Regions from separate parts of the Homo sapiens genome. Here region 2 is linked to region 1. Evidence: read pairs that join two places in POLR2A ChIA-PET (ENCODE). Cell type or tissue: endothelial cell of umbilical vein. All regions are shown on one strand.

The links. ChIA-PET counts read pairs that join two places held together with the same protein. Peaks named below come from ENCODE experiments on the same cell type or tissue, not always from the same donor. Only the 100,000 strongest peaks of a DNase experiment are listed, where the experiment ranks them.
Region 2: POLR2A ChIA-PET joins it to region 1 with 9 read pairs; 3 of 35 experiments call an interaction of 5 or more read pairs at or near these places.

What each region holds. Positions count from the first base shown.
Region 1 is chr12:3,049,231-3,053,230 of GRCh38, reverse strand. No RefSeq gene overlaps it. Among named protein-coding and RNA genes, the nearest start is that of TSPAN9, 26 kb to the left of the region's middle. In endothelial cell of umbilical vein, no CTCF peak of the experiment used is centred here; no DNase peak of the experiment used is centred here.
Region 2 is chr12:2,900,796-2,904,795 of GRCh38, reverse strand. The region is part of intron 1 of TULP3 (TUB like protein 3); the gene reads right to left. Among named protein-coding and RNA genes, the nearest start is that of TULP3, 12 kb to the right of the region's middle. In endothelial cell of umbilical vein, no CTCF peak of the experiment used is centred here; a DNase peak (open chromatin) is centred at 2,345.

The DNA.
Region 1 (4,000 bases):
TAAGTGAGGCCAATGAAGGTAAGCAGAAATGCAATTTCCAGAAATTCCCAAAAGGGAGGGGCATGCTCTTCTTCACTCCTTTTTCTTTCTTTCTTTCTTTTTTTTTTTTCTGGAATCTTAAAATTTATTTTGCCATTTTCCATGGAATATAATAAGAACACCATAAAAATGTGTATCAGTACATTATAAAATTGTAAAGCTTATATTAGTAAAATCTTGAAAAGTAAACTATAGAAATAGCATAAAACAGCAGAGTTCGACATTTGAGCAACCCATTGTCTAAGAAAGCATTGTCTTAGTCCTTTTGCGCTGCTATAACAGATATCTGGGACTGGTTTATTTATAAAAAATAAAAATTTACTTCTCTCAGTTCTGAAGGCTGGGAAGTCCAAGATCAAGGTTCCAGCAAATTCTGTGTCTGATGAGGGTCCAATTTTGGTTTCCACAATGGTGGCTTGAAAGCTGCATCCTCCAGAGGGGAGGAACACTGTCCTCACTTGGCAGAAGGCAGAAGGGCAAAAGGGCCAACAGCCATGGGAAGCCTCTTTCATAAGGGCACTAATCCTGTTCATGAGGGGAGAAGTCCTTATGATATAATCACCTGTTAAAGGCCCCACCTCTTAATACTATCACATTGACAACACCTGAATTTTGCAGGGGACACATTAAAACCATAGCAGCATAGATCTTACTTTCTTTTTTTTTTTTTTTTAAACTGAGTTTCGCTCTTGTTGCCCAGGCTGGAGTGCAACGGCCCAATCTCGGCTCACCGCAACCTCCGCCTCCCAGGTTCAAGCAATTCTCCTGCCTCAGCCTCCCGAGTAGCTGGGATTACAGGCATGCACCACCACGCCCAGCTGATTTTTTTTTGTGTGTGTGTTTTTAGTAGAGATGGGGTTTCCCCATGTTGAGGCTGGTCTCGAACTCCTGACCTCAGGTGATCCGCCCACCTCAGCCTCCCAAAGTGCTGGGATTACAGGCATGAGCCACCGCGCCCGGCCGCATAGATCTTACTTTCTTACTCGATTTCAGACATTGAGGTGTCAGCAACATACATAACTACCAGATATTACCAGAAAAAGATGATAACAGAAATTTTGTTAACAGATGTTAGGAGAAAAAAAAAAAAGCAGTCTCCCTACCACAAAATCTTGTCAGGGCCTTCAAAAGCTTCACTCCTTTTTCTTTTCAGTTGAATGGAATGTTATGTAATGGTCTTGGATTTCCTGAAGCTCTTCTGGACCATGATATTACCTTAGGAATAGAAACTACCCATTGTAAAGCAACAAGGTAAAATGATCTTGGAGCTAGGTATGGTGGCTCACACCTGTAATCACAGCACCTTGGGAGGCCAAGGGGGCAGACTGCTTGAGTCCAAAATACTCCAACGTGGTGAAACCCTGTCTCTGTGGAAAATACAAAAAATTTGCTGGGCATGGTGGCACACACCCAGAGTCCCAGCTACACAGGAAGCTGAGGTAGAAGGATCCCTTGAGCTCGAGAGGCACAGTTTGCAGTGAGCTGAGATCGTGCGACTGCACTCCAACCTGGGTAATAGAGTGAGACTGTCTGAAAAAAAAAAAAAAGATATTGGGTCCTTGATACCATGGAGTACCTTAACAATAATGGACAGATTTCATGAGAGAGAAATACTTTTCTATCTTAAATCACTTATATCATGCCATTGCGCTTCCAGCCTGGGCGACGAAGCAAGACTCTGTCAAGGGAAGGGGAGAGGAGGGGAAGAGAGGGGAAGGGGGAGAGAGAGAGAGAAAGGGAGGGAGAGAAGGAGGGAAAGAAGAAAGAAAGAAAGAAGAAAGAAAGACAGACAGACAGAAACAAAGAAAGGAAGGAAGGAGAGAGAGAGAGAGAAAGAGAAAGAGAAGGGAAAAGAGAAAAGAAGAAAGAAAGAAAGAAAAAGAAAGAAAGAAGGAAGGAAGGAAGGAAAGAAAGAAAAGAAAGAAAGAAAAAGAAAGAAAGAAAGGGGAGGGAGGGAGAGAGGGAGGGATGGAGGGAGGAAGGAGGGAAGGAGGGAGGGAGGCCAGAGTGTGGTGGCTGAAAGGAAGGAAGGAGGAAGGAAAGAGAAAGAAAGAAAGAAAGAAAAGGAAGGAAGGAAAGAAAGAAAGAGAAAGAAAGAGCAAAGCCAAGCCAGAGTGCAGTGGCTCATGCCTGTAATCCCAACACTTTGGGAGGCTGAGACGGGTGGGTTACTTGAGTCCAGGATTTCAAGACCAGCCTTGGCAACATGGTGAAAACCCATCTCTACAAAAAAATGCAAAAATTAGCCAGGTGTGGTGGCAGATACCTGTAGTCCCAACTACTCTGGAGGATGAGATGGAAGGATCACTTGAGCCGGGGAGGTGGAGCTTGCAGTGATCTGAGATCATGCCACTGTACTCCAACCTGTCTCAAAAAAATAATATTAATAAGAGAAAGAAATAAGAAGGAAAGCAAGCAAGGAAACAAGCAAGAAAGGGGCTGGGCATGGTGGCTTATGCCTGTAATCCTAGCACTTTGGGAGGCCAAGGCGGGCGGATCACTTGAGGTCAGGAGTTTGAGACCAGCCTGGCCTATATGGTGAAACCTCGTCTCTACTAAAAATACAGAAGTCAGCCCAGCGTGGTGGTACACGCCTGTAATCCCAGCTACTCGGGAGGCTGAGGCAGGAGAATTGCTTGAACCTAGGAGGTGGGGGTTGCAGTGAGTCGAGATCACGCCACTGCCCTCTAGCCTGGGTGACAAAGCGAGACTCCTTCTAAAAAAAGGAAGGAAGGAAGGAAGGAAGGAAAGAAGGAAGGAAGGAAGGAAAGGAGAAGGGGAAGGAAGCTGAATCCTAAACCAGGGAAAGCCACAAAGGAGCATGACTCATACCACCAAACCCTTCAAAAGTCATGAACTGGTGGCACCAGGTATCTCTGGAAGTAGAGGTAGAGATGGGGCCAAAGACAGAAGAATTGACCAAATTGAGCTCAAGAAGAGATAGATTCCCCAAATCTCTCCTCAACCCCGTGCAGTTGGGGGACTTCCCCTGCACAGCTCAGGCAGCAGCTGGGAGTTCTCTCCCTGGGGGACACCAGCTACAGCTGAACGCGAGAGCACACAGTGCATGAAACAGGGGGATTAGTGAAAGTTTCCATACTGCAGGTTGAGACATTCCAGCACTTGGTTCCCAGAATGCTGGTGGCCACATGCTCTCCCCAGCAAGCAATTGAAGAAACCCCATCCATGGAATTTGACCAGGCCAGGAGGAAATACCCTACAGAAACTCACTTCCTAAAATAAGAGCCCAGTCAGATGGTCACAGAGCGCGACCCAGTCTCCAGCACCTGCTGCACAGTCAGAGCCTCTCATTGGCTTTTAGCGCCCAGTCTTAAGTTTGAACAACTAGGACTGCTGGGCTTCTGAGGAAGGGCTCTGCCATGAATGGCCAAGACCCAAACTAACCAAGAGAAAGCCAACTGGGAGGAAACAGATGGAGCGGGAGAAAAAACCACCTCCCGAAACCGCTACTCTCCTCTAGTAAATGATTAAAGATACACCCTGTGGAGCAGGACCAGGACGTCACTCCAGCCCTCTTTCTCCACCTGAACATGTGCGCTCTCCTGCCTCCACACACTTGCCCTGGGCTCCTTCCCCAGGTCTTCACGTGGCTGGCTGCTGTATCGCCTCAGAGAGGCCTTCAAGGACCACCCACTCTGAAAAAGCCATTCCAGCCACCCCCTAATGCAGGAGTGGGCAAACTTTTTCTGTGAAGGGTCAGATAGTAAATATTTCAGGTGCTGTGAGCTGTATATGGTCTCTGCCACGACCACTCAGCTCTACCACTGTGGCATAGAAGCAGCCAGAGAAGATCTGTAAACAAGGGACTGTGGCTATGTTCCAATACAACTCTATTTATGGCCGGGCGCAGTGGGTCACGCCTGTAATCCCAGCACTCTGGAAGGCCAAGGCGGGCAGATCACTCGAGTCCAGGAGTTCGAGACCAGCCTGGACTACATGG
Region 2 (4,000 bases), 150 kb after region 1:
CATTTTAACTTAGTTATTGAATAGTAAGCCTAACCATAACCAAGCCTGGTTAATAAATCAACACAAAACAGAAAGAATTTCTACAGGAAAAAAAAAAGTGGAGTAATTCTTTTTCCTCTCATTTTTCTCAAAGAAAATTTCCTATTTTCTTGGTACAAACAGGGGAAACCCTAAACACACATCTTGAAGAAACACAGAAACACTCAAGCGTGGCAGAGGAGAATGCCCATAGAACACCATTCTCTTGAACTATTCTCCATTTACCAACCAGTAAAGGCTAAACTGAAGATACCTGCTGGGCATGGTGCCATGAGCCTGTGGTCCCAGCTACTCAGGAGGCTGAGGTAGGAGGAGTGCTTGAGCCCAAGAGTTCAAGGGTGCAGTGAGCTGTGACTGTGACCCTGCACAGCAGCCTGAGCAACAGAGCGAGATTCCATCTCAGATAGATATAGGTGAGACAGACAGATAAAATAAAAACTAACTGAAGATAACTACAAGGCCTTACAACACTGCACAGTGTACAGAAAGAGAATTTTCTGACAATGTGGTGAACCTTTATTTACGGACACCAAAAAAACCTAGACTAGGAAAGAGACATTAGTGGGAAAACTGACAAAATTCAAATAAGGCCTGTGAATCAGTTAACAGTACTGATTCTATATTAATTTCCTGATTTTGATAATGTGGCTATGGTTATATAAGATGTTAACATTAGGCCAGGCACGGTGGCTCACGCTTGTAATCCCAGCACTTTGGGAGGCCAAGGCGGGCGGATCACGAGGTCAGGAGTTCAAGACCACCCCGGCCAACACAGTGAAACCCCGTCTCTGCTAAAGATACAAAAATTAGCTGGGCGTGGTGGTGGGCGCCTGTAATCCCAGCTACTCAGGAGGCTGAGGCTACAGAATCGCTTGAACCCGGGAGGCGGAGGTTGCAGTGAGCCGAGATCGTGCCACTGACTGCACTCCAGCCTGGGCAACAGAGCTAGGCTTCATCTCAAAACAAACAAACAAACAAAAAAGAAGACGTTAACATTAGGGGAAACTTGGTGAAAGGTATAGAGGGATTCTCTAATATTTTTGCAAATTTTCTGTAAGTCTAAAAAGATTTTTTAAAATCAGGTATAAAAAATATTAGTGATGAATCTAGGTGAAGGGCATAGGTTTATCAACTGTGCTTTCTTGCAACTTTTCAGCAAATTTCATTTTTTTCTTTTTTCTTTTTTTTTTTTTTGAGATAGAGTCTCGCGCTTGTTGCCCAGGCTGCAGTGCAGTGGCGTGATCTTGGCTCGCCGCAACCTCCGCCTCCCGGGTTCAAGCAATTCTCCTGCCTCAGCCTCCCAAGTAGCTGGGATTAAAGGCATGCACCACCACGCCTGGCTAATTTTGTATTTTTAGTGGAGACGGGGTTTCTCCCTGTTGGTCTGGCTGGACTTGAACTCCCGACCTCAGGTGATCCACCCGCCTCAGCCTCCCAAAGTGCTGGGATTACAGGCATGAGCCACCGTGCCCGGCCAAATTTTTCAAAATAGAAAAAAAGAAAATATACATTTTCAAAGAGAAAAAAAGAAAATATACATTTTGGTAATTTTTTTTTCATTGTTGTGGACTGGCTACCTTTAAAAATCCCACTGCTACCAGGTGCAGTGGCTTATGCCTGTAATTCCAGAACTTTGGGAGGCTAACGTGGGGAGATCACTTGAGGTCAGGAGTTCGAGACCAGCCTGACCAACATGGTGAAACCCCATCTCTACTAAAAATACAAAAATTAGCCAGGCATTGTGGTCCGTGCCTGTAGTCCCAGCTACTCTGGAGGCTGAGGCAGGACAATCACTTGAACCCAGGAGGTGAAGGTTGCAGTGAGCTGGGATCACGCCATGACACTCTAGCCTGGGCAACAGCGCGAGACTCTGTCTCAAAAAAAAAAAAAAATCCCATTGCCCTTTAATCTAGCACCTAAATTATGCTCACACAGTATTTCTAGGGAATGAAGATGGTATGAACAATGAAGAAATTTGCTAAAGATAAGTAACAGAGAAACTTTGAGCATACTTTAAAACGTTACTCTCCATTGCTAGTCTAGTGCTATACCCAACAGACCACACTGCCAAGTACTTTGAAGCACTGAATAATGTTACTAATGACCCTCAAGAATCTATGATTATTCGGGACTCTCAATGTTCCTGTCAACTTCTCTCAGCCTGTTAAGTGTAAATTTTTCGAGCTGCCAGTAACACAAAATCTATTGCCACTAAACAATCAAGAGTGTTTCTTGCTGCTTCCTACACTGTGCCAGATAAGGATGCTGTAATCAGCACTCAACTGCAATTTGGCCACTGATGCAGGAGGCTAAACAGGCTCCTTCTGTGGTACTGGAGAGAGTAAACACCATCCTTGCCAGGAAAGCAGCAGGATAAGACTTGCAAAAATAAAGCCTGTGAGCAGCCCGTTGCTTTTCCTGATAGTAACTTGAGTGAAGGCTTCCTTTACTGACTACAGTATTGCTTCAGAACATCACAAATTGATGTTTTTTAGACTTAGAAATTAGATATAGTTATCTTCTCTCATTAATGCAACAAGTGCCAGTGTGCAGTGATAAAGAGGACAACTTGGCAATTTAGAGAAATTCATAATTGTAAATATTTAGTAATCAGCTGCTGCATGAAGCTAAAATAAATATAATTTACAAAAATTTGGTTCAACTCAACCTATCAGAAATAAACATAGTATGTGTGAGACAAGGAATTACTGCAAAGATATTACACAGGAAAGATAAAGGAAATAAAAGGTTTACCTCAAGAAAACAACTACAAAAAACAATTTTTTATTCTTAAATCTAGTTATTCATGCTTATTTGAAGATTGACTAACATCCTTTAGAAGAAAAACTGTAGGTATGATTATGACTTTTACTTAAATTCACATACTTAAAAATCAGCAAGTTGGACTTCATCAAAATGAAAAACTTTTGTTCTGCAAAGATACTGTTATGAAAATTAGAAGGCAAGCCACAAACTAGGGAAAATATTTGTGAAACATATATCCAACAAAAAATTAATATTTAAAATCTAAAGAACTCTTACAGATTAAGACAAACAACCTAACTAAAAATTGGAGCCAGGCACGGTAGCTCACACCTGTAATCCCAGCACTTCGGGAGGCTGAGACGGGCATATGACTTGAGGCCAGGAGCTGGAGACCAGCCTGGCCAACATGGTGAAATCCCATCTCTACTAAAAATACAAAAAATAAGCCAGGTGTGGTTGTGCTTGCCTGTATTCCTGGCTACTCAAGAGGCTGAGGCAGGAGAATCGCTTGAACCCGGGAGGCAGAAGTTGCAGTGAGCTGAGATCACGCCACTGCACTCCAGCCTGGGCAACAGAGTGATACTCTGTCTCAAAAAATAAAATAAAACAAAATAAAAATTGGGCAAAAAGCCTAGGCAATATAAGGAGGCCCTGTCTCTACCAAAAAAAAAAAAAAAAGAAAGAAAGAAAGAAAGAAAAAAAAAATCAAATTAGCCAGGTGTGGTGGAGCGCTCCGGTGGTCCCAGCTACTTGAGGAGAATGAGGCAGGAGGATTGCCTGAGTCAGGAAGGTCAAGGCTGCAGTAAGCCGTGATTGTGCCACTGCACTCCAGCCTGGGGAACAGAGACCCTTTCTCAAAAAAAAGAGGTGGGGGGAGGGGGCCCAAAATATTCACAAAAGAACTTTTCCGAATGGGTAATAAGCACATGAAAAGATATCCAATATGATTAGTCATTAGGTAAGTGTGTACTGAAACCACAACATGGCCAGGCACAGTAGCTCACGCCTGTAATCCCAGCACTTTAAGAGGCAAGAGGATCGCGTGAGCCCAGGAGCTCAAGACCAGCCTGGGCAACATGGTGAAACCGTCTCTACAAAAAAAAAAAAAAAAAAAGTATTTCGGCTTGGTTGCGCATGCCTATAGTTCCAGCTACTTGGGAGGCTGAGGTGGGAGGATTGCTTGAGCCCAGGAGGT